Regions from separate parts of the Homo sapiens genome. Here region 1 is linked to region 2. A link is a contact called in ENCODE Hi-C or POLR2A ChIA-PET data. All regions are on one chromosome and are shown on one strand. The core of a region is the stretch at or near the end of the contact, and the rest is flanking DNA. Distances in the headings are between cores, read along the strand shown. Region 1 has its middle 31 kb from the start of KLF11-DT. Region 2 overlaps CPSF3 (cleavage and polyadenylation specific factor 3).

Region 1 (5,652 bases), core at 267-2,766, 550 kb after region 2:
GAGAACTTACCAAATGGTACACTTGAAGTAGGTGCAGTTCATTGTATATGAATTATATCTCAATGAAGCTGGGTTTTTTCATGAAAAGATGACCTGGATCTCTCTCTACCTGCAAACATCTGTCTCCATCTCCTTCTCCTGGCTTCCCCCAGCTCCAGTCTGCCTGCATCCAGAGTTGGCAGGACCCTGTCTCTGTGTGAGATGGCAGCTCCCAGTGGGTCCCTGTGGACACGGCTCTGCCCTTGCCCACCTCTGCCTGCACAGCTCCCCGGCAAGAGTGCCCCCCTTGCCCTTGCCCTGGTGAACACCTACCGACTGCCAGCCAAGCCCGTGCGCAGAGCCCCTCCTGCTCTCCCTGTCCAGGGCTCGCCTCTGGTTGTTCTGGAATCCTCTGTGTATGAAACTGCTTCTGTCCGCAGCAGGTGGCTTTGGAAGGGCACTGGGATGCGGTGGCAGCAGCCGGGCTTCCGCATCTGCTGTTGAAACAAACTCAGCAGCAATCTGGAAACAATCTAGAAGCCTGGCGGACGTCCCGCACCTGTGTTCGGTGGGGGCTGTGCGGTCCTGGCCGCAGCCTGGAGGGGACAGGCCTAGCTGAGGGATGAGCACAGTCCGCTGCTCTCCTTCCTGCCTCTGCCTCTCTCCTCTATGAGCCCCTGCCCATGGGTGAGGAGGGCCGGACGGTTAGCAGGGGCCCCATGGGGAGGCCCCACAGCCACCAGACCCCTGTCCAGCCAACTCCTCCCCTTCAGCCATCGCACCCTGGCATGGCCCCAGAATGCCCTCCTGTTGGGACAGCAAGGGCTGGGGCCTGGAGGAGCCTTTCCAAGCAGGAGGAGGGAGGCACCACCATGGGGCCTCCTCTTTCCACGGCCCTCCCTCCCCACGCTGGTCTGCACCTGCCCTAGAGACCAGAAGCCGGCCAGGCCTGTCCGCAGGTCTGTGTAGCTGGCCCAGGTGGCTGGCGGCCAGGCCAGGGCTGGCCTATGGGTGTCTGGCCCGGCTGGCCACCGGCCACCTTTCTCCCACTGGCCTTGGCCACAGCCCCACAGCTGGCGCGACGCTGCGACCTTTCCCCTACTTCCAGCTCTGGCCTCCAGATCATTCCAGGCCCCTGAAGTTTACATGAGTCACATGTCGCTGGCAGACTCCCACCCCGTTCCCTCTTCTTGCTCTGGGTTTAACGGGCCACACTGGAGAGCAGGCATGGGGCCTTGTGCCCCTGAGCAGGGCCAGGTGTGGGACCAGAGCCTTCGTCGTGCCCAAGGCCTGCAGGCCTCAGAAACCCCAGCCCCACACCATGCCGGTGCTCCCAGCTTTCCCTGAATGTCATTCGTCATGAGGGCTGAGGTTCAAGGACCCACTTACTCTGGTGGCCACTTACTCTAGAGGCCTGAGTACGCCAGGCTGTGAAGCTCTGCCAAGTACCTGGGAATCTATATCCATGCGGGGCACCATCTCAAACTGCATGAGTCAGGTGGGCAGGCGTGCATATGGGCGAGTCAGGTGGGCAGGCGTGCGTATGGGCGGGTCAGGTGGACAGGCATGTGTATGGGCAGGTCAGGTGGCCAGGCGTGCGTATGGGCGAGTGAGGTGGGCAGGCAAGTGAGGTGGGCAGGCGTGCATGTGGGCGAGTCAGGTGGGCAGGCGTGGGTGTGGGCGAGTCTGGACAGGCGTGCATACGGGCGGGTCAGGTGGGCAGGCGTTTGTATGGGCGGGTCAGGTGGGCAGACGTGTGTATGGTCGGTTTAGGTGGACAGGCTTGAGTATGGGTGTGCGTATGGACGAGTCAGGTGGACAGGCGTGCGTATGGGAGAGTCAGGTGGACAGGCGTGCGTATGGGCGAGTCAGGTGGACAGGCGTGCGTATGGGCAAGTCAGGTGGACAGGATTGCGTATGGGAGAGTCAGGTGGACAGGCGTGCGTATGGGTGTGCGTATGGACGAGTCAGCTGGGCAGGCGTGCGTACAGGCGGGTCAGGTGGGCAGGCGTTTGTATGGGCGGGTCAGGTGGGCAGGCGTTCTTATGGTCGGGTCAGGTGGGCAGGCGTGCATATGGTCGGGTCAGGTGGACAGGCATGTGTATGGGTGTGCGTATGGACGAGTCAGGTGGACAGGCGTGCGTATGGGAGAGTCAGGTGGACAGGCGTGCGTATGGGAGAGTCAGGTGGACAGGCGTGCGTATGAGCGAGTCAGGTGGACAGGCATGCATATGGGAGAGTCAGGTGGACAGGCCTGCGTATGAGCAAGTCAGGTGGACAGGCGTGCCTATGGGTGTGCGTATGGGTGAGTCAGGTGGGCAGGCGTGCATATGGGTGGGTCAGGTGGGCAGGCGTGCGTACGGGCGGGCCAGGTGGGCAGGCATTTGTATGGGCCGGTCAGGTGGGCAGGCGTTCTTATGGTCGGGTCAGGTGGGCAGGTGTGTGTATGAGCGAGTCAGGTGGGCAGACATGCATACGGGCGGGTCAGGTGGACAGGCGTGTGTACGGGCGGGTCAGGTGGACAGTATTGGCGTGCGTACGGGCGGGTCAGATGGACAGGATCGCGTACGGGCGGGTCAGGTGGACAGTATTGGCGTGCATACGGGCAGGTCAGATGGACAGGATCGCGTACAGGCGGGTCAGGTGGACAGGCATGCGTACAGGCGGGTCAGGTGGACAGGCGTGCGTACAGGCGGGTCAGGTGGACAGGCGTGCGTACAGGCGGGTCAGGTGGGCAGGCATGTGTGTGGGAGAGTCAGGTGGACAGGATTGAGTACGGGCCGGTCAGGTGGACAGGATTGCGTACGGGCGGGTCAGGTGAGCAGGCGTGCGTACTGGCGGGTCAGGTGGACAGGATTGCGTACGGGCGGGTCAGGTGGACAGGATTGCGTACGGGCGGGTCAGGTGGGCAGGCGTGCCTATGGTCGGGTCAGGTGGGCAGGCATGCGTATGGGTGAGTCAGGTGGACAGGATTGCTTATGGGCGGGTCAGGTGGACAGGCGTGCGTATGGGCGAGTCAGGTGGGCAGGCGTGCGTACGAGCGGGTCAGGTGGACAGGCATGCGTATGGGCGGGTCAGGTGGGCAGGCGTGCGTACGAGCGAGTCAGGTGGACAGGCGTGCGTATGGGCGGGTCAGGTGGGCAGGCGTGCGTATGAGCGGGTCAGGTGGGCAGGCGTGCGTATGGGCGGGTCAGGTGGGCAGGCGTGCATATGGGTGGGTCAGGTGGACAGGTGTGCGTATGAGTGTGCGTATGGGCGAGTCAGGTGGGCAGACGTGCATATGAGTGTGCATATGGGTGATTCAGGTGGACACGCGTGGGTATGGGTGGCTCACGTGGACAGGCGTGCGTGTCAGCGTGTCACGTGGACAGGCGTGTGTGTGGGCGGGTCAGGTGGGCAGGCGTGTGTATGGGCGGGTCAGGTGGGCAGGCGTGCATATGGGCGGGTCAGGTGGGCAGGCATGCCTATGGGTGTGCGTATGGGCGAGTCAGGTGGGCAGGCGTGCCTATGGGTGAGTCAGGTGGGCAGGCGTGTGTATGGGTGTGCATATGGGCGAGTCAGGTGGACAGGCATGCGTATGGGCGGGTCAGGTGGACAGGCATGTGTATGGGCGGGTCAGGTGGACAGACGTGCGTATGGGTGAGTCAGGTGGGCAGACGTGCGTATGGGTGAGTCAGGTGGACAGGATTGCGTATGGGCGGATCAGGTGGACAGGCGTGCGTATGGGCGAGTCAGGTGGACAGGATTGCGTATGGTCGGGTCAGGTGGGCAGGCGTGTGTATGGGCAGGTCAGGTGGACAGGACTGAATATGGGGGGGTCAGGTGGGCAGGCGTGCGTATGGTCGGGTCATGTGGGCAGGCGTGCTTATGGGCAGGTCAGGTGGGCAGGTGTGCATGTGGGAGAGTCAGGTGGACAGGATTGAATATGGGCGGGTCAGGTGCGCAGACATGCGTATGGCCGGGTCACGTGGGCAGGCGTGCGTTTGGGCGGGTCAGGTGGGCAGGGGTGCATATGGGCGGGTCAGGTGGACAGGCGCACGTATGGGTGAGTAAGATGGACAGGCATGTGTGTGGGAGAGTCAGGTGAACAGGATTGCTTATGGGCTAGTCAGGTGGACAGGTGTGCGTATGGGTGTGCCTATGGGAGAGTCAGGTGGACAGGATTGCGTATAGCCGGATCAGGTGGGCAGGCATGCGTATGAGCGAGTCAGGTGGGCAGACATGCGTATGGGCGGGTCAGGTGGACAGGCGTGTGTATAGGCAGGTCAGGTGGACAGGCGTGCATATGGGTATGTGTATGGGCGGGTCAGGTGGGCAGGCGTGCATACGGGCGGGTCAGGTGGACAGGCGTGCATACGGGCGGGTCAGGTGGGCAGGCGTTTGTATGGGCGGGTCAGGTGGGCAGGAGTTCTTATGGTCGGGTCAGGTGGGCAGGCGTGCATATGGTCGGTTTAGGTGGACAGGCGTGTGTATGGGTGTGCGTATGGACGAGTCAGGTGGGCAGGCATCCTACAGGCGGGTCAGGTGGGCAGGCGTTTGTATGGGTGGGTCAGGTGGGCAGGTGTTCTTATGGTCGGGTCAGGTGGGCAGACGTGCATATGGTCGGGTCAGGTGGACAGGCATGTGTATGGGTGTGCGTATGGACGAGTCAGGTGGACAGGCGTGCGTATGGGAGAGTCAGGTGGACAGGCATGTGTATGGGCGAGTCAGGTGGACACGCGTGCGTATGGGCAAGTCAGGTGGGCAGGCATGCGTATGGGAGAGTCAGGTGGACAGCCCTGCGTATGAGCGAGTCAGGTGGACAGGATTGCGTATGGGCAAGTCAGGTGGACAGGCGTGCGTATGAGTGAGTCAGGTGGACAGGATTGCGTATGGGAGAGTCAGGTGGACAGCCCTGCGTATGAGCGAGTCAGGTGGACAGGATTGCTTATGGGCAAGTCAGGTGGACAGGCGTGCGTATGAGCGAGTCAGGTGGACAGGATTGCGTATGGGAGAGTCAGGTGGACAGGCGTGCATATGAGCGAGTCAGGTGGACAGGCATGCGTATGGGAGAGTCAGGTGGACAGGCATGCATATGAGCGAGTCAGGTGGACAGGCGTGCGTATGGGTGTGCATATGGGTGAGTCAGGTGGGCAGGCGTGCATACGGGCGGGTCAGGTGGGCAGGCGTTTGTGTGGGCCGGTCAGGTGGGCAGGTGTTCTTATGGTCGGGTCAGGTGGACAGGCATGTGTATGGGTGTGCGTATGGACGAGTCAGGTGGGCAGGCGTGCGTATGGGAGAGTTAGGTGGACAGGTGTGCGTATGGGTGAGTCAGGTGGACAGGCGTGCATATGGGTGTGCGTACGGGCGAGTCAGGTGGGCAGGCGTGCATATGGGTGTGTGTATGGGTGAGTCAGGTGGGCAGGCATGCGTATGAGCGAGTCAGGCGGGCAGGCGTGCGTATGGGTGAGTCAGGTGGGCAGGAGTGCATATGGGTGTGCGTATGGGTGAGTCAGGTGGGCAGGCATGCGTATGAGCGAGTCAGGTGGGCAGGCGTGCGTATGGGTGAGTCAGGTGGGCAGGAGTGCATATGGGTGTGCGTATGGGCGAGTCAGGTGGGCAGGCGTGCGTGTGGGCGAGTCAGGTGGGCAGGCATGCATACGGGCGGGTCAGGTGGGCAGGCTTTCTTATGGT
Region 2 (5,235 bases), core at 1,170-3,669:
TCACACTTGTAATCCTAGCACTTTGGGAGACTGAGGTGGGTGGATCCCTTAAGGTCAGGAGTCTGAGACCAGCCTGGCCAACATGGTGAAACCCCATCTTTTCTAAAAATGCAAAAAAAATTAGCCAGGGGTGCTGGCAGGTGCCTGTAATCCCAGCCAGCTATTCAGGAGGCTGAGGGGCGAAAATTGCTTGAAACCGGGGGGCGGAGGTTGCAGTGAACAGAGATCACACCACTGCATTTCAGCCTGGGTGACAGAGCAATACTCCATCTCAAAAAAAAAAATTGTTTTTGTCTTACTTATCTTAGGTGGTAAAAATAAAGGTGTGCAGGGTGGGAAGGAGGATCTTTTTTTTTTTTTTTTTTTTTTTTAAATTTATCTAGAGATGGAGTCTCTGCTCTGTCGCCCAGGCTGGAGTACAGTGGCACCATCTCGGCTCACTGCAACCTCTGCCTCCCGGGTTCAAGCGATTCTCCTGCCTCAGCCTCCTGAGTAGCTGGGATTAGAGGCGTGTGCCACCATGCCCGGCTAATTTTTGTATTTTTAGTAGGGACGGGGTTTCTCCATGTTGGTCGGGCTGGTCTCAAACTCCTGACCTCGTGATCCGCCTGTGTTGACCTCCCAAGGTGCTGGGATTACAGGCTTCAGCCACCGTGCCGGGCCTAGGAGGATCTTTTAAAAGATCATGAGTAAGTAGTGGTACAGAAGTTAGGAACGGTGACGTGGGGAAGAGGGTTAGGTGCGGAGAGCAGAATCACGCCCAGGGCTTTGGGCCACGCAGCTTTCAGCTGTAAGGCCCCCATCCTTCTAAGAGCACAGCTGGCCTTCACTTCCTATCTTAGTCTGTTCAGTTCAAATCAAATGCCACCAGGGTTGCTTTCTCTTCACTATATTTCTGATAGCCCTTTTATAAAATGAAGTCTTTTTTGTAATATAGTCAACTAATTAGAAATTGATATACTTTTCTGAAAAATGAAGTTTCTATGCAAAAATGGCACTTTTTTAGGCCGGTTAGGATGTTGTGTGACTACAAGGTCTTTGGTGATGTTTAGTGTCTGAGCTCTGCCAGCCTGTTTTCCATGTGGCAGAGGAGGGATCACAGAGATGTTGTCAGGATGTCATCTGCTGTTCTGATGAGGGCTCTGCCTAGCGGTGATGCTGAAAAACAAGAGGTGCTGTGGTATGACAGATAATCTCCACATAGCTCGTGTGTGTTTTATACGGGAAGGAATACATGACCTGTCATAGGTTGGTTTGCCTTTATCTTGATTATTTCTCTTAATGCTCCGGTCCAAAATGAAATGTACCTTTACTCTGATCTGCAGTAATTGAATTTAAATTAATTATCACTATATTATTAGTAATCCCTCTTATGCTAATAATAAAAACATTCCTTCCTTTGGTTAGCCTGTGGCCATTTCAGCAGAGGTTCATTGCAGACAGGTTAGAACTGGGCTGTTTCCGTGTGTTCCGTGTATTTAGCATTTGTTCAGCTGGCTGGGTGCCTTGTGTTTCTTAGTTCTTCCCCATTTTGTAGTTTATGGAGAATGAGGTTTTATATTCCTCTGGGATGATGAAGTGTTTGCATATTTTCATTAACATTCATTTGACAGATGTTTACTGAGCACCTGCTCCCCAGCAGGCATGCCTCAAAGTGCTTAGGAAACATCAGTGAACAAAGCAAACAGATCTGCCCCCTCCAAGGATCTGACATTCTGGCATGTCCCAGGGCTTCCTGATAGGGTTTGGAGTTGGGCAGATCCCATAGGGTCTTGTTGGCTATTGTAAGGACCTCAGACTTTCAGTGTGAGTAAAATGAGGCTATGCTGCAGAGCTTTGAGCGGGGCTGAGACAGGATCTGACGGAGTTTTTAAAGGACTGCCGTGGTGCTTGCTGAAAGTACTGTTAGGAGGGCAAGCAAGAAAGCAGAGGCTCCAGCTGGGAGCTTCTTCAGTCATCCAGGTGGCAGACAGTGGCTCAGATTAGGGTGGAAGTCATGGGGATATCGCAAAGTGCTGGATTCTGGAGGTGTTCTAATAAAGCCAGCAGTATTTCCTGTTGGATTAGCTGTAAGTGGTGACAGAAAGAGAACAGACAGGATGAACTTTAAGATAATGATCCAGGGTATGTATGTGATATGTCAGCATGGACAGTTGTCACTCGTGGGGCTAAGTGACAGGTTTTAATAAGTAGCACTTGCTCCTTTCAAAGGTGACAAGTATTGCAAGAACTGGTACATGTGACACTTATGCTGCTCATGAGGAAGTTGATTCTGTATATTTATTATTTATCGAACTGACTTCTTCCTATCCAAACTTGGGATTTTCACATTTAGAGCAGAGTCAGCGACTGTGGCCCACAAGCCACACCTAGCCCGCCTGCTTTGGTAAGTATAGTGTTACCGAAACACAGCCGTGCGCACTGGTTCATCATCTCTGATGCCTCTTTCCTGCTACAGCAGCAGAACTGAGTCATTGCAACAGCGACCCTGTGGTTTACAAAGCCTAGAATGCCATCTGGCCATTTACAGAAAAAGTTGCCCTCTTCTCAAGGCACCTCTGTGAAACAATCCGATTCTTCCTTGATGGCATTTTTCTCCCTTTTCATTTCTTAGCCTCCTGACACTTCAGTCCAGATTCTGGAAACACAACTTGTATTTGTATCTGTGGTGTATGTGTGTGTGTGTGTGTGTGTGTCTAACCAACCACAATTTATGTGTCCCCATTCTTAACCAAAGGGGAAATCTTATATATTTTCAAAATACATTATTTTGTTTTTATATTCCATAACATTCTTCTATTTTACATGGCACCTGTTTTCAGCATGTGTGTGTCCTGTTTTGACACACAGACCTACTAAGGACAGGTATACCTGTCTGATTGTATAGTTCTGTGTTTAATATGATCTCGTGTCTGATGAGTTTGTCTAAATATTAATGCAGGAATTTGCAAATATATATATACATATATATACACACGTAAACTTTGGAAAGTTTCTTTTGATAGTTTCATAGCCTAGATATTTATTTTGTAATATATTTTGTGAGATTGTTTTTACATGTCAATTAAGTGCTTATTTTAGTAATTAATGAAACTAATGATTATAATTAAAGTATAAAATTCTGTTATATAGTTTTCTTGGCTAGCACCTGGTTAGTTTTTTGTTTTTGTGTTTTTTTAATATTTTTATTTTTATTTTACTTTATTTTATTTTTTGAGACAGGGTCTCACTGTGTCGCAGACTTGAGTACAGTGGTGCAATCTCAGCTCACTGCAGCCTCGACCTCCTGGGCTCAAGTGGTCCTCCCACCTCAGCCCCCACAAGTAGCTGGGACTATAGACGCACATCACCACGCCTGGCTAATTTTTCTATTTTTATAGAGACAGGGTTTCACCATGTGGCCTAGGCTAGTCTCAAATGCCTGAGCTCAAGAGATCTGCCCACCTTGGCCTCCCAGAGTGCTAGGATTCCAGGTGTGAGCCACTGCACCTGGGCTTACTATTTTTTTTTAATGGAGATGGGGTCTTGCTATGTTGCCAAGGCTGGTCTCCAACTCCTGGGCTCAAGCAGTCTTCCCTTCTCAGCCTCCCAAAGTGCTGGGATTACAGGCGAGTAGTTAGTTGTATATACAATTGAAATTCACGAATTAAAAAGAATTAGATGAAGTATGGTTTGAATTCTAGAATAGTTTAGGAGAAATGACAAGTTGAGTCTTTTCCGTAGAGTAGATTGAAATAGGTATGTGGGAGTGCAGAAGTGAGTTAATAAAGCTACACTTACATGATACAATATTTTAAAAAGTCATAGTGTTACATGAGAAAGTAATTACTTGGGCTGGGAAATTGAAAGTGCATTGAAGAAATCATAATTTTTGAAGTCTCTTTGAAATGACAGAGTCTTAGCCAGGCACGGTAGCACACACGTACAGGCCTAGCTACTTGAGAGGCTGAGATGAGAGGATCACTTGAGCCCAGGAGTTCAAGGTTACAGTGAGCTATGATTGCACCACCGCACTCCAGCCTGGGCAACAGAGCGAGACATTGTTTCTAAGGGAAAAAAAGAAGAAAGAAATTACAGTCTTATATTATATTTTCCTGTTTATAGGTGAGGCCATAAGATTATTTCTGGTATTTTCCCCCATATCATACACACACACACACACACACACGCGCGCGCGTTTATATATAAAAAATATATAAAAGAGGAAATTGGTTATGTATATTTATTATTTATCAAACTGACTTCTTCCCATCCAAACTTGAGATTTTCACATTTGGGCCAGCCCAGCTTTCAACTCTTAAGGCCCCCCATCCTTCTAAGAGCTCAGCTGGCCTTCACTTCCTATCTTAGTCTGTTCAATCCCAATCAAATGCCACCAAGGTTGCCTTCTCTTCATTATATTCTGATAGCCCTTTTGTAAAGTGAAGTCTGTTATGAACATGAAATGAAATGATGACAATATCCATATATATGGGGTGTGTGTGTGTGTGTTGTCTGAAGGATTTTAAAATTCTGCACTACTCTTTGTAACAGCATTATTGATACATAATTCACATACCATACAATTCATCCATATAAAGTGTAGAATTCAATGATTTTTTAGCATATTCAGAGTTGTACAACCATCACCACAATCAACTTTAAAACATTTACATCACACCAGGCCAGACATGGTGGCTCACACCTGTAATCCCAGCACTTTGGGAGGCACAGGGGAGCAGATTGCTTGAACCCAGGAGTTTGAGACCAACTTGGGCAACATGCTAAAACCCTGTCTCTACACGCACACACACACGCGCTCACACACACACGCGCACACACGCACGCACACACACACGTGCGCGCACGCACGCGCACACACGCACACAAAGACGCACGCACACACGTGCGCACACAGACGCATGCACACGCACACTGACGCACGCACACAGACGCACGCACACACGCGCGCGCGCGCACACACACACGCACACACCCACGCACTCGCACACACGCGCACACACACGCACGCGCACACACGCACACGCGCACACACGCGCACACACACAAAATTAGCTGGGCATGGTGATGCATGCATGTAGTCCCAGCTACCTGGGAGGCTGAGGTGAGAGGATCACCAGAGCACAGAGGTGAAGGCTACAGTGAGCCGTGATCATACCACTACAGTCCATCCTGGGCAACAGTGCAAGACCCTGTCTCTAAATAAATAAATAAATAAATGCACACCTCCGAAAA

The links. A loop is a pair of places that touch in the nucleus more often than their neighbours do. ChIA-PET counts read pairs that join two places held with the same protein, here RNA polymerase II (POLR2A). Pooled maps may share reads with other maps.
Region 1: a pooled map shows a loop between it and region 2 (8-fold over the local background). The contact joins two enhancer-like sites. A Hi-C loop is called at or near these places in 2 of 37 single-sample maps with no recorded cell type and 3 of 50 pooled maps. POLR2A ChIA-PET finds 5 or more read pairs at or near these places in 1 of 52 experiments (activated CD4-positive, alpha-beta T cell).

What each region holds. Positions count from the first base shown.
Region 1 is chr2:10,009,080-10,014,731 of GRCh38, forward strand. No RefSeq gene overlaps it. Among named protein-coding and RNA genes, the nearest start is that of KLF11-DT, 31 kb to the right of the region's middle. RefSeq lists enhancers at 2,512-3,450, 3,451-4,388. Within about 2 kb of position 1,517, at least 19 of the 41 ENCODE cell types and tissues checked have a DNase peak (open chromatin) inside an H3K27ac peak, as active enhancers do.
Region 2 is chr2:9,461,397-9,466,631 of GRCh38, forward strand. The region is part of intron 15 of CPSF3 (cleavage and polyadenylation specific factor 3); the gene reads left to right. Among named protein-coding and RNA genes, the nearest start is that of IAH1, 11 kb to the right of the region's middle. Within about 2 kb of position 2,420, at least 3 of the 41 ENCODE cell types and tissues checked have a DNase peak (open chromatin) inside an H3K27ac peak, as active enhancers do.